2 separate regions of the Homo sapiens genome follow, and region 2 is linked to region 1. The links are chromatin contacts, found by Hi-C or POLR2A ChIA-PET in ENCODE. All regions are on one chromosome and are shown on one strand. Each heading gives the region's core, a stretch centred on a gene start or an enhancer-like site at or near the end of the contact. The rest is flanking DNA. Distances are from core to core; before and after follow the strand shown.

Region 1 (6,060 bases), core at 833-3,332:
AACATTAGAGGGTGTGGTCGGCACGGCCAGGTCAGGGCACAAATATCAAGCAACAGGGCATGTCAGAACAGGAAGTAACTCATGTATTGAGTACCTTCTATATGCCTAGCACTGTAGAGGTTGTCTGTCTTCAACATCAGGGCTATCCTGTGAGGTCAAGTTTTTTTTTTTTTTTGAGATGGAGTCTCGGTCTGTCACCCAGGCTGGAGTGCAGTGGCACAATCTCAGTTCACTGAAACTTCCCCCTCCCGGGTTCAAGTGGTTCTTCTGCCTCAGCCTCCCATGTAGCTGGGATTACAGATGTGCGCCACCACACCCAGCTAATTTTTGTATTTTTAGTAGATATGGGGTTTCGTCATGTTGGCCAGGCCAGTCTTGAACTCCTGACCTCAGGTGATCTGCCTGCCTCGGCCTCCCAGAGTGCTGGGATTACAGGTGTGAGCCACCCCACCCAGCCTAATTTGTATTAATTATTTATTTATTATTTTTATTTATTTTTTGAGATGGAGTCTCGCTGTTGCCCAGGCTGGAGTGCAGTGGCACAATCTTGGCTCACTGCAGACTCTGCACCCCGGGTTCACGCCATTCTCCTGCCTCAGCCTCCCGAATAGCTGGGACTACAGGCGCCCACCACCTTGCCCAGCTAATTTTTTGTATTTTTAGTAGAGACAGGGTTTTACCGTGTTAGCCAGGATGGTCTCGATCTCCTGATCTTGTGATCCGCCCGCCTTGGCCTCCCAAAGTGCTGGGATTACAGGCGTGAGCCACCGCGCCGGGCCCTTATTTTTATTTTTAAGAGATAGGGTCTTGCTCTGTTGCCCAGGCTGGAGTGCAGTGGTATGATCATAGCTTACTGTAATGGACCCAAGTGATCCTGCAGCCTCAGCCTCCATAGTAGCTAGGACTGCAGGCATGTGCCACCATGCCTGGCTAATTTTTTTTTTAATTTTTAATTTTGTAGAGACAAAATTTGGTTATGTTGCTCAGGCTGGTCTTAAACTCCTGACCTCAAGCAATTCTCTTACCTCAGCCTCTCAAAGTGCTGGCATTATAGATGTGGGCCACCTTTCCAGCCTCAATGTTGATGCTATTCCCATTTTATAGATGAGGAAAGTGGGACTGGCCCCAGCGAATCTAAGAGCTGGGAGTGGCTAGAGCTGGGGTGTGAGAGTTTGGAAGCGAAGAGTGAGGGACACTGTGACTGTGTGTGTACAGAGGCTCACCTGTCTATTTAGTCAGTATTTCTCATGTGTTTGCTATGTAGGAGGCCCTGTGATGGGTATTGGTGATATGCCAGAAGCCTTGGCCCTTGGGAATTCCCAGTCCAAAAGGAGAGAGAAATCAACAGCTATGATAATGCAATGTGATAGATTGTTATGGGAACTTGAGGTGGAATTTCCAACTCTGTCTGGGGTAGGGAAGTAAGAGTAACAATAGCCAACATTCAATGAGCTCTCACTGTAGACCAGACCAGGCATCTTCTTTTTTTTTTTTTTTTGAGATGGAGTCTCGCTCTGTCGCCCAGACTCCAGTGCAATGGCGTCATCTTGGCTCACTGCAATCTCTGCCTCCTGGGTTCAAGTGATTCCCCTGCCTCGGCCTCCCGAGTAGCTGGGATTACAGGCATGCACCACCATGCCTGGTTAATTTTTGTATTTTTAGTAGAGATAGGGTTTCACCATGTTGGCTAGGCTGGTCTCGAACTCCTTACCTCAAGTGATCTGCCCGCCTTGGCCTCCCAAAGTGCTGGGATTACAGGTATGAGCCACTGCGCCCAGCCCTGATAAGGACTTTATACACATTATTTCATTGACTCTTCACACCACTCTGGAGAGGTATGTGCCTGGGTATTATCAGCTCCATTTTCAGTGAGGGACCTGAGAATCAGAGGGAGGACATGCTTGGCTGTGGTTCTGTGGTAGGAAGTGAGAGAGGTAAGATCTGAACCCAGGTTTGTCTGACTACAGAGTCTGACTCCAGAGTCTGTGCTCTTAACCACTGTTCTCTAAATACTGTACATCCTTTATTTCGCTTGATGAAAGAGATGTGGTTTACAAATGAGGCCCGAAGGCGGCAAGCAGTTTTACCAAAGGTTGCATAGCTTTTAAGTCATAAACTGAGTCATATGACTCTAACTTAAAAATACACAATGTACTTTCAAATTTGTCGTCTCTTAGGCCCATTGATTTTTTTTTTTTTTTTACTGTGGTGAAAACCGTAACATAAATTTACTCTCTTAGCATGCATTTTGAAAAATTTATTTTATAGAGACTGGGGTGTTGCTATGTTGTCCAGACTGGTCTCAAACTCCTGGGCTCAAGTGATCCACTCATTTTGGCCTCCCAAAGTGCTGGAATTACAGGCCACGTAATTCCAGCCATGTGCCTGGTCCCTGTTAACATTTTTAAAGTGTATAGTTCAGTCATGCTACCTATATTCACATTGTTGTATAATAGATCTCTAGAATGTTTTCTTTTCTTTTCTTTTCTTTTTTTAAATCCTGCGAGTGCCAATAGAATGTTTTCAACTTGGCTGGGCGCAGTGGCTCATGCTGGTAATCCCAGCACTTTGGGAGGTCAATGAGGGTGGATCGCTTGAGGTCAGGAGTTCGAGACTATCCTGGTCAACATGTTGAAACCCCGTCTCTACCAAAAATACAAAATTAGCTGGGTGTGGTGGTGCATGCCTGTAATCCCAGCTACTCGGGAGGCTGAGGCAGGAGAATCGCTTGAACCCAGGAGGCGGAGGTTGTGGTGAACCAATATCATGCCACAGCACTCCAGCCTGGGTGACAGAGTGAGACTTCATTTCAAACAAACAAACAAAAAAGAATGTTTTCATCTTGCATGACTGAAACTCTACATCTGTTGAACATCTCTCTATTTTCCCCTCCTCCCAGCCCCTGGCAACCACCGTTCTACTTTTGGTTCTATGCGTTTGATTACTTTAAATGTCTCATATAATAAGTGGAATCATATAGTATTTGTCTTCCTGTGAGCTGGCTTATTTCACTTAGCAGAAATGTCTTCAAGATTCATCCATGTTGTAACATGTGTCAGAATTTTCTTCCTTTGTAAGGCTGAGTAATATTCCATTGTATGTATATACCACATTTTGCTTATCCATTCATCTGTCCATGGACATGTTAGGTGTTTCCACGCTTGATGATTGTGAATAATGTTGCTATGAATATGAATGTGCAAATGTCTTTTCAAGATCCTGTTTTCTGCCGGGCGCGGTGGCTCACGCCTGTAATCCCAGCACTTTGGGTGGCCGAGGAGGGCGGATCACGAGGTCAGCAGATTGAGACCATCCTGGCTAACACGGTGAAACCCCTTCTCTACTAAAAATACAAAAAAAAAAAAAAAAAAATTAGCCGGGTGTGGTGGCGGGCACCTGTAGTCCCAGCTACTCGGGAGACTGAGGCGGGAGAATGGCGTGAACCCGGGAGGCGGAGCTTGCAGCGAGCCGAGATTGCGCCACTGCACTCCAGCCTGCGCTACAGAGCGAGACTCCATCTCAAAAAAAAAAAAAAAAAAAAAAAAAAGATCTGGTTTTCAGTTGGGCGTGGTGGTTCATCCCTGTAATCCCAGCACTTTGAGAGGCCAAGGTGGGCGGATCACTTGAGGTCAGGCGTTAGAGACCAGCTTGGCCAACATGGCGAAACCTCGTCTCTACTAAACGTACAAAAATTAGCCGGGCGAGGTGGCGGGTGCCTGTAGTCCCAGCTACTAGGGAGGCTGAGAACCGCTTGAACGCGGGAGGCGGAGGTTGCAGTGAACCAAGATCGTGCCACTGCACTCCAGCCTGGGCGACAGAGTAAGGCTCCATCTCAAAAAAAAAAAAAAAAAAAAAAAAAAAAAATCCCGTTTTCAGTTCTTTTGAATATATAGTATACCCAGAGCGGAACTGTTGGGTCATATAATCATTCTAATTTTAGTTTTTTGAGGAGCTTCTATACTCTTTTCCATAGTGGCTGCACCGTTTTGGAATCCCACGAACACTATGCGAAAGTTCCAATTTCTCACATCCTTGCTGACACATTTCTGTTTTACTGATAGTGGCCATTCCAGTGGGTTTGAGGTGATATTGCATTATGGTTTCAATTTGCATTTCTCTGATGATCAGTGATATTGAGCCATCTTTTCACATGTTTATGGTCATTGGTATATCGTCTTTGGAGAAATGTCTATTCAGGTTCTTTGCCCATTTTTTAAATTGAATTTTTTGTTATTGTTGTTACTGAGTTGTAGGAGTTCTGCATATTAACCCCTTATCTGATATCTGGTTCCATCCGAAAGGTTGCCTTTTCTCCCATCCACAGGTTGCCTTTCCACTCTGCTGATTGTTTTCCTTTGCTTCATGGAGATTATTTAAAGTTTGCCAAAAAATAGTTTATTTGTGCTTTCGTTGCCTGTGCTTTTGGTGTCATATCCAGGAAATTATGACCCATTCCAATGTCATGAGGCTTTTTATTGTTTTTAATGTAAATAACTAATTAATTAATTTTTTTGTTGTTTAGAGACAGAGTCTCCCTCTGTTGCCTAGGCTGGAGTACAGTGGCATGATCATAGCTCACTTCAGCCTTGAGCTCCTGGGCTCAAGGTATCCTCCTGTCTCAGCCTCTGAATAGCTGAGACTACAGGTGCATGCCATCGTGCTCAGCTAATTTTTTAAATTTTGTGTAGAAACAAGATCTTGCTACGTTGCCCAGGCTGATCCCAAACTCCTGGCTTCAAGCAATCCTCCTACCTAGGCCTCTCAAAGTTCTGGGATTACAGGCATGAGCCACTGTATCTGGCCTGTTGTGAAGCTTTTTTTTTTTTTGAGATGGAGTCTTGCTCTGTTTCCCAGGCTGGAGTGCAATGGCACGATCTTGGCTCACTGCAACCTCCGCCTCCCTGGTCCAAGTGATTCTCGTGCCTCAGCCTCCCGAGTAGCTGGGATTACAGGCACCCGCCATCATGCCTGGCTACTTTTTGTATTTTTGTAGAGACGGGATTTCACCATGTTGGCCAGGCTGGTCTTCAACTCCTGACCTCAGGTGATCTGCCCACCTTAGCCCCACAAAGTGCTGGGATTACAGGCGTGAACCACCACACCCCGCCAAGAAGCTTTTATCCTATGTTTTCTTTGAGGAGTTTTATAGTTTCAGGTCTTATGTTTAGGTCTTTAATCCATTTTAAGTTAATTTTTGTATAATATATGGTGTAAGATAAGAGCCCATCTTCATTCTTCTGCATGTGGATATCCATCTTTCCCAGCACTTTTCGTTGAAGGGACTATTCTTTCCCCATTGTGTAATCATGGTCCTCTTGTCAAAGATTATTTGACTATGTATGTGAGGGTTTATTTTGGGTCTCTCTATTCTGTCCCATTGATCTATGTGTCTGTCTTTATGCCAGTCCAAACCATTTTGATTATTGTAGCTTTGTAATATGTTTTGAAATCAGGAGTTGTCTTTCAGTTTTGTTCTTCTTTCTCAAGATTGTTTTGACTATTTGTTGTCCTTTGAGGTTTCATATGAATTTTACAATTTTTAAAAAATTTCTGTAAAAATTACACTGGGATTTTGGTAGAATGGCATTGAACCTGTAGATCACTTTGGGTGGTATGGACATTTTAATAATATTAAGTCTTCCAATCCATGAACTTGGGATGTCTTTCCATTTATTTGTGTCATCTTCAATTTCTTTCAGCAATTTTTTTTTTTCCTAGACAGAGTCTCGCTCTGTCACCCAGGCTGGAGTGCAGTGGCACGATCTCGGCTCACTGTAAGCTCCGCCTCCTGGGTTCATGCCATTCTCCTGCCTCAGCCTCCCGAGTAGCTGGGACTACAGGCGCCTGCCACCACGCCTGGCTAATTTTTTGTATTTTTAGTAGAGACGGGGTTTCACTGTGTTAGCCAGGATGGTCTCGATCTCCTGACCTCGTGATCCGCCTGTCTCGGCCTCTCAAAGTGCTGGGATTACAGGCGTGAGGCACCGCGCCTGACCTTCAGCAATGTTTTGTAGTTTTCAATGTACAAGTCTTTTGCCTCCTTGGTTAAGTTTGTTTCTT
Region 2 (6,028 bases), core at 230-2,729, 280 kb before region 1:
CTGGGCAGGGCACAGTGATGCGCACCTGTTGTCCTAGTTACTCAGGAGGCTGAGGCAGGAAGATTGCTTGAGTCTAGGAGTTGAGGCTGTATTGTGATATGTATCATTGCACCTGTGAATAGCCACTGCACTCCAGCCTGGGCAACACAGCAATACCCTGTATCTAAAATTAAAAAAAAAAAAAATCCTGCTACAATAGTTCAAGCTTCAAGCTTCTTAGTATGAATTTCTGTTTGACAGGAGGATTCAATTGCAATGCTTAGAAACTGTAATAGAAACAAAGAGAAACTGACAGATGAATACATTACAGAACAAAGAGTAGGCTGGATGCAGTGGCTCACGCCTGTAATCCCAGCACATTGGAAGGCCAGGTGGGTGGATTGCTTAAACCCAGGAGTTCAAGACCAGCCTGGGCAACATACTGAGACATCATCTTTACAAAAATACAAAAATTAGGCTGGGTGCGGTGGCTCGTGCCTATAATCCTAGCATTTTGGGAGGCCGAGGTGGGCGGGTCACTTGAGGTCAGGAGTTGGAGACCAGCATGGCCAACATGAAACCCTGTTTCTACTAAAAATACAAAAAAAAAAAAAAAAAAAAGCTGGGTGTGGTGGTACATGCCTGTAGTTCCAGCTACTGGGGAGGCTGAGGCATGAGAATCTCTTGAACCCGGGAGGCAGAGGCTGCAGTGAGCTGAGACAACTCCACTGCACTCCAGCATGGGCCACAGAGCAAGACTCCCTCTCAAAAACAAAACAAAACGAAAACCACACACACACACACAACAATTGGCTGGGCGTGGTGGCATGCACCTGCAGTCCCAGATACTCGGTAGGCTAAGGCGAGGGAACTGCTTAAGCTCAGGTGGTTGAGGTTGCAGTGAGCTGTGATCATACCACTGTACTACAACCTGGGTGACAGAGGGAGAACCTGCCTCAAAACAAACAAACAAACAACCAAAAAAAACAAAAACAAAAAATATACTCAGGTATCCAGAAATCATCACTGTTTTTTAAAAAATTATATAAGTACACCCAAATTTGTTTTATACTAATAAAGGACTAAGAAAGATGGGCCTGAAACTGTTCATACGCCAATTCTGCACATAAATCTTTGTTCTCAGCATCTGATTTTATAAAATGCTCCCTCTAATTTCCAATTTGACAGAGAACATATAGGCATGCAGTCACATTTGGATAGACTGTTGTTTCTGTTTAAACTAGTTATGGCATTTTAAATGGCCTATGGCCCCATTCTGTTTTCTATGAGTGAAAAAAAAAAAAAAAGGTAGTTTTCCTTTGTTTGCCAGAAATCAGGGTGTAGGATGCTGGGTATAGTTTTACAATTGTGTGTTCCAAAGAAAACACCTTTTTCTTTGAGTCATGTAGCTACAGGCCATTAGGAAAGCACGTCACAGAGTTGACAGTCTTGGTGTTTTTTGGAGGGGGTGGAGGCTGGGAGTGGAAGATAACTAACCAAATTACAGTTTGGAGTTTCCTGTTTGAGTAGTACCCTGAAACCAGGCCTGGTATTTAAACTACTTACTCCCTCATTCAAGTTGTAGCACCTCACATATCATAGGCTTGTTTCTTACATCATTAATTATGCAGAGTTCTAGTAGTTTCTTCAACCACCATATTTTTCCTAGTAAATATTTAATTGAAGTTTTTAAGTGCAAGTGTAGTTGTTTCATATGAATTTCAGGGGTGATTTTTTTTTTTTTTATACAGAGTGTCACTCTGTCACCCTGGCTGGAGGGCAATGGCACGATCTCAGCTCACTGCAACCCCTGCCTCCTGGGTTCAAGGGATTCTCCTGTCTCAGCCTCCCAAGTAGCTGGGATTACAGGTGCCCACCACCACGCCTGGCTAACTTTTGTATTTTTAGTAGAGACAGGGTTTCACCATGTTGGCCAGGCTGGTCTCAAACTCCTGACCTCAGGTGATCCACCCACTTTGGCCTCCCAAAGTGCTGGGATTACAGGTGTGAGCCACAGCACTGGGCCATTGGCTGTGATTTTTAAATAAATGTATGATATTTATAAAAACCACTTAGCACCTTTCATCTTCGGATAAAGTATTCATTAACTATTTGCTATAGATACATATTATACCTGCATAACTTGATGGAGATATGAGATAAAACAGGATTAAACAATATGCCCTAGGTCAAAGATAATGTTAATTTTAGAATTAGATTTACAACCAATTATTTATTTTATTATACATATATATTTTTATTTTTTAGATATGGGGTATGTTACCCAGGCTAGAGTACAGTGGCTATTAATGGGCGCGATCATGGCACAGTGCAGCCTCAAACTCCTGGTCTCAAGCAATCCTGCTGCTTCAGCCTCTCAAGTCACTGGGGCTCTAGGGGTGCACCACTGCACCTGGCACAGCCAGTTGTTGTTGTTGTTGTTGTTTTGTTTTGAGACAGTGTCTCACTCTTTCACCCAGCTTGGAATACAATGGCATGATCATAACTCACTGCAACCTTGGACTCCTGGGCTCAAGCAATCTTCCTGCCTCAGCCTCTGAGAAGATAGAACTACAGGTGCAGACCACCTTATCTGGCTAATTTTTTTAGTAGAGATCAGGTTTCGCTATGTTGCCCAGGCTGGTCTCGAACTCCTGGTCTCAAGCAATCCTCCTGCCTCAGCCTCTCAAAGTGTGTGAGCTACCATGCCTTGTCCCCCCACCCCCGCCCCCCGCTTTACTTGACTTGGTAATAAGTAACAAAGTTATTGGATCTGTATGAACTCTCTGTATGTTTTACACCTTATCAGGTTTTTTTTTTTTTTTTTTTTTTTTGAGATGGAGTCTCGCTCTGTCGCCCAGGCTGGAGTGCAGTGGCACGATCTCGGCTCACTGCAAGCTCCACCTCCCGGGTTCACGCCATTCTCCTGCCTCAGCCTCCCAAGTAGCTGGGACTACAGGCGCCCACCACCATGCCCAGCTAATTTTTTTTTTTTTTTTTTTTTTTAAGTAGAGATGGGATTTCACTGTGTTAGCCAGGATGGTCTCGATCTCCTGACCTCATGATCCGCCCTCCTCGGCCTCCCACAGTGCTGGGATTACAGGCATAAGACACAGCGCCCGGCCACCTTATCAGGTTTCCTTTCCTTTCCTTTCCTTTCCTTTCCTTTTTCCTTTCCCCTTTCCTTTCCTTTCTTTTCTTTTCTTTTTTTTTGAAACAAAGTCTTGCTCTGTCACCCAGGCTGGAGTGCAATGGTGTGATCACCTGAGGTCAGGAGTTCCAGCCAGCCTGGCCAACAGTGATCTATCCGCTTCGACCTCCCAAAGTGCTAGGATTACAGGCATGAGCCACCGTGCCCAGCCTATTTGTCCAAAATTTTAATGTATGATTTTATTCAACAAGGTATACATACTTCACTGTGAAGAAGTACCAAATATCTTCATAATATAATGGTTTAGTCTGTTTTTAAGCCCACCTAGCTGGAAACAGATTTGCTATAAACAACCTTTTCACAGTATCAGAACATTGTAAACGTAGAACATTCATTTATGGTATTTACACTACTGTACTTATTCATTTTTGCCTTCTAAAAGAGGATTATTATTGGCTTTAAACAACTGTTTCAGAAAACTTCGGCAAAATTACAGAAAATAAACCTGCCACTAATGAACAAAGCAGGCTTTGTATAGAGAAGGCCCACAACTTCCTGTGGAAATATTGCATAGATCTGACCCTTGGGAATTAGAAAGAACTCGGTAAAGCCGTCAGGAGAAGATAGTCAGGTGGAAGGTCTCTCTCTGAACTTGCAGGTACAGTTATGTCTGAGATTCTACCTCTGGAAAAATAGTTTTCTGCCTATGATTGTATCAAGAAGTGAAGTTGCTTTACCACTGGCAACTTAATGTGCACACTGTTCTGACAAAAAATTCCAGGTTAAGGGTATGTTTTTATAGTGAAGGGCCAGAATATAAGCTATTCACTCATGGAAAAAAAACTTCAAACTTTCCAAAGTTTACTTGCAAGTAGAAAGACGAAATACATAGCCAGGCATGGTGGTGGGCACCTGTAATGCCAGCTACTTGGGAGGCTGAGGCAGGAGAATCACCTGAATCCAGGAGGCAGAGGTTGTAGTAAGTCGAGATCGTGCCACTGCACTCCAGCCTGGGCGACAGAGTGAGACTGTCTCAAAAAAAAAAAAAAGAAAAAAGAAAGAGGAAATACATATGTAGGTTGTGATAATAGGTCTATTAGTCCATTCTTGCATTGCTATAAAGAATTACCTGAGGCCAGGTACAGTGGCTCACACCTGTAATCCCAGCACTTTGGGAGGCCAAGGCAGGAGGATCACCTGAGGTCAGGAGTTCAAGACCAGCCTGGCCAATACGGCGAAACCCCGTCTCTACTAAAAATACAAAAAGTAGCCAGGCTTGGTGGCACGCGCCTGTAGTCCCAGCTACTCAGGAGGCCAAGGCAGGAGAATTACTTTGAACCCAGGAGGTAGAGGTTGCAGTGAGCTGAGATCGCACCACTGGACTCCAGCCTGGGCAACAAAGTGAGACTCTATCTAAATAAATAAATAAATAAATAAATAAAAAGAAATACCTGAGACTGGGTAATTTATAAAGAAAAGAGGCTTAATTGGCTCATGTTTCTGCAGTCTGTATAGGAAGAATGATGCTAGTATCTGCCTGGCTTCGGGGGAAGCTGCAGGAACTTACAATCATGGTGGAAGATGAAGGGGGAGTAGACACGTCACATGGCCCAGAACAGGAGCAAGAGAGCAAGGGGGCAGGTGCCACACACTTTTCTTTTTTTTTGAGATGGAGCCTCACTCTGTTGCCCAGGCTGGAGTACAGTGGCGCAATCCTGGCTCACGACAACCTCCGCCTCCAGGGTTCAAGGGATTCTCCTGCCTCAGCCTCCTGAATAGCTGGGACTACAGGCACACGCCACCATGCCCGGCTAATTTTTGTAGTTTTAGTAAAGACAGGGTTTCACCATGTTGGCCAGGCTGGTCTTGAACTCCCGACCTCATGATCCACCTGCCTCGGCCTCCCAAAGTGCTGGGATTACAGGCATGAGCCACTGCACCCAGCCTCCACACACTTTTAAATGACCAGATCTCATGAGAACTTACTATCTTGAGGACAGTACTAAGTGGATGGTGTTAAACCATTCGTGAGAAATCCACCCCAATCACCTCCCACCAGGTCCCACTTCCAACACTGGGGATTACAATTTAACATGGGATCTGGTTGGGGACCTAGATCCAAACCTTATTAATGGCCTATTTAGAAAATCCACTGGAGCAGAGAGAGGGATCAATAAGTTTTGGTTGGTAGTCCAAATTTGATAACAGAGAATCTTTTAAGGAGTTTATGACAGACCCCTATATTGCCACCTCCTCCTGAACACTGGATTACATGAGGAAAGTATGCCTGTTTCTCCTTTTTTAAAAGAAAGCATTTACTGTTAGATAAACAGCAGACAGGTATGAGAAATGTCTTTATAATTCTGATAACCAAATACTACTAAGCCTTTTTCTCCAAAATCTCATGAAGTACTTTATTTTAAATTAACCTATTATTTACTCCAGTTTTATTGTTGTTATGTAGCTATGTTAAATTTTATTCATCCTGCAATCTCCTTAGGATTTTGCCTCTAAGTGATAATATATTTCTTTTCCTTTCTTTTTTGTTTTTCAAACACAGTCTCGCTCTGTTAGCCAGGCTGCAGTGCAGTGACATGATCATGGCTCACTGCAGCCTCAACCTCCTGGGCTCAAGTGATCCTCCCATCTCAGCCTCCTGAACAGCTGGGACTGCAGGTGTGCACCACCACACCTGACTAATTGTTACATTTTTTTTGTAGAGATGGGGGATGATATATTTCCAAATCACGTTCCCCAAAACTGCTTCCAGTATCATAAGGGTGAGAACCCCATAACTCCAAGTTTCAGAGAAAATAAATCAAATGGTTATGGAAAAGGAATGTAGGAAAGAGAACATACAGTATCTTTTATAGCAATATATTATTATGCAAAAGAAAA

The links. A loop is a pair of places that touch in the nucleus more often than their neighbours do. ChIA-PET counts read pairs that join two places held with the same protein, here RNA polymerase II (POLR2A). Pooled maps may share reads with other maps.
Region 2: a loop to region 1 is called in a pooled map, with 6 times the contacts of the local background. The contact joins two enhancer-like sites. A Hi-C loop is called at or near these places in 2 of 50 pooled maps. POLR2A ChIA-PET finds 5 or more read pairs at or near these places in 2 of 52 experiments (OCI-LY7 and WTC11).

The regions. Positions count from the first base shown.
Region 1 is chr1:28,165,438-28,171,497 of GRCh38, reverse strand. All of the region lies in intron 1 of PTAFR (platelet activating factor receptor), which reads left to right. Among named protein-coding and RNA genes, the nearest start is that of PTAFR, 8.2 kb to the left of the region's middle. RefSeq lists enhancers at 1-13, 24-93, 134-243, 284-333. Within about 2 kb of position 2,082, at least 4 of the 41 ENCODE cell types and tissues checked have a DNase peak (open chromatin) inside an H3K27ac peak, as active enhancers do.
Region 2 is chr1:28,445,547-28,451,574 of GRCh38, reverse strand. All of the region lies in intron 2 of PHACTR4 (phosphatase and actin regulator 4), which reads right to left. Among named protein-coding and RNA genes, the nearest start is that of SNHG3, 57 kb to the left of the region's middle. RefSeq lists a silencer at 753-802. Within about 2 kb of position 1,479, at least 5 of the 41 ENCODE cell types and tissues checked have a DNase peak (open chromatin) inside an H3K27ac peak, as active enhancers do.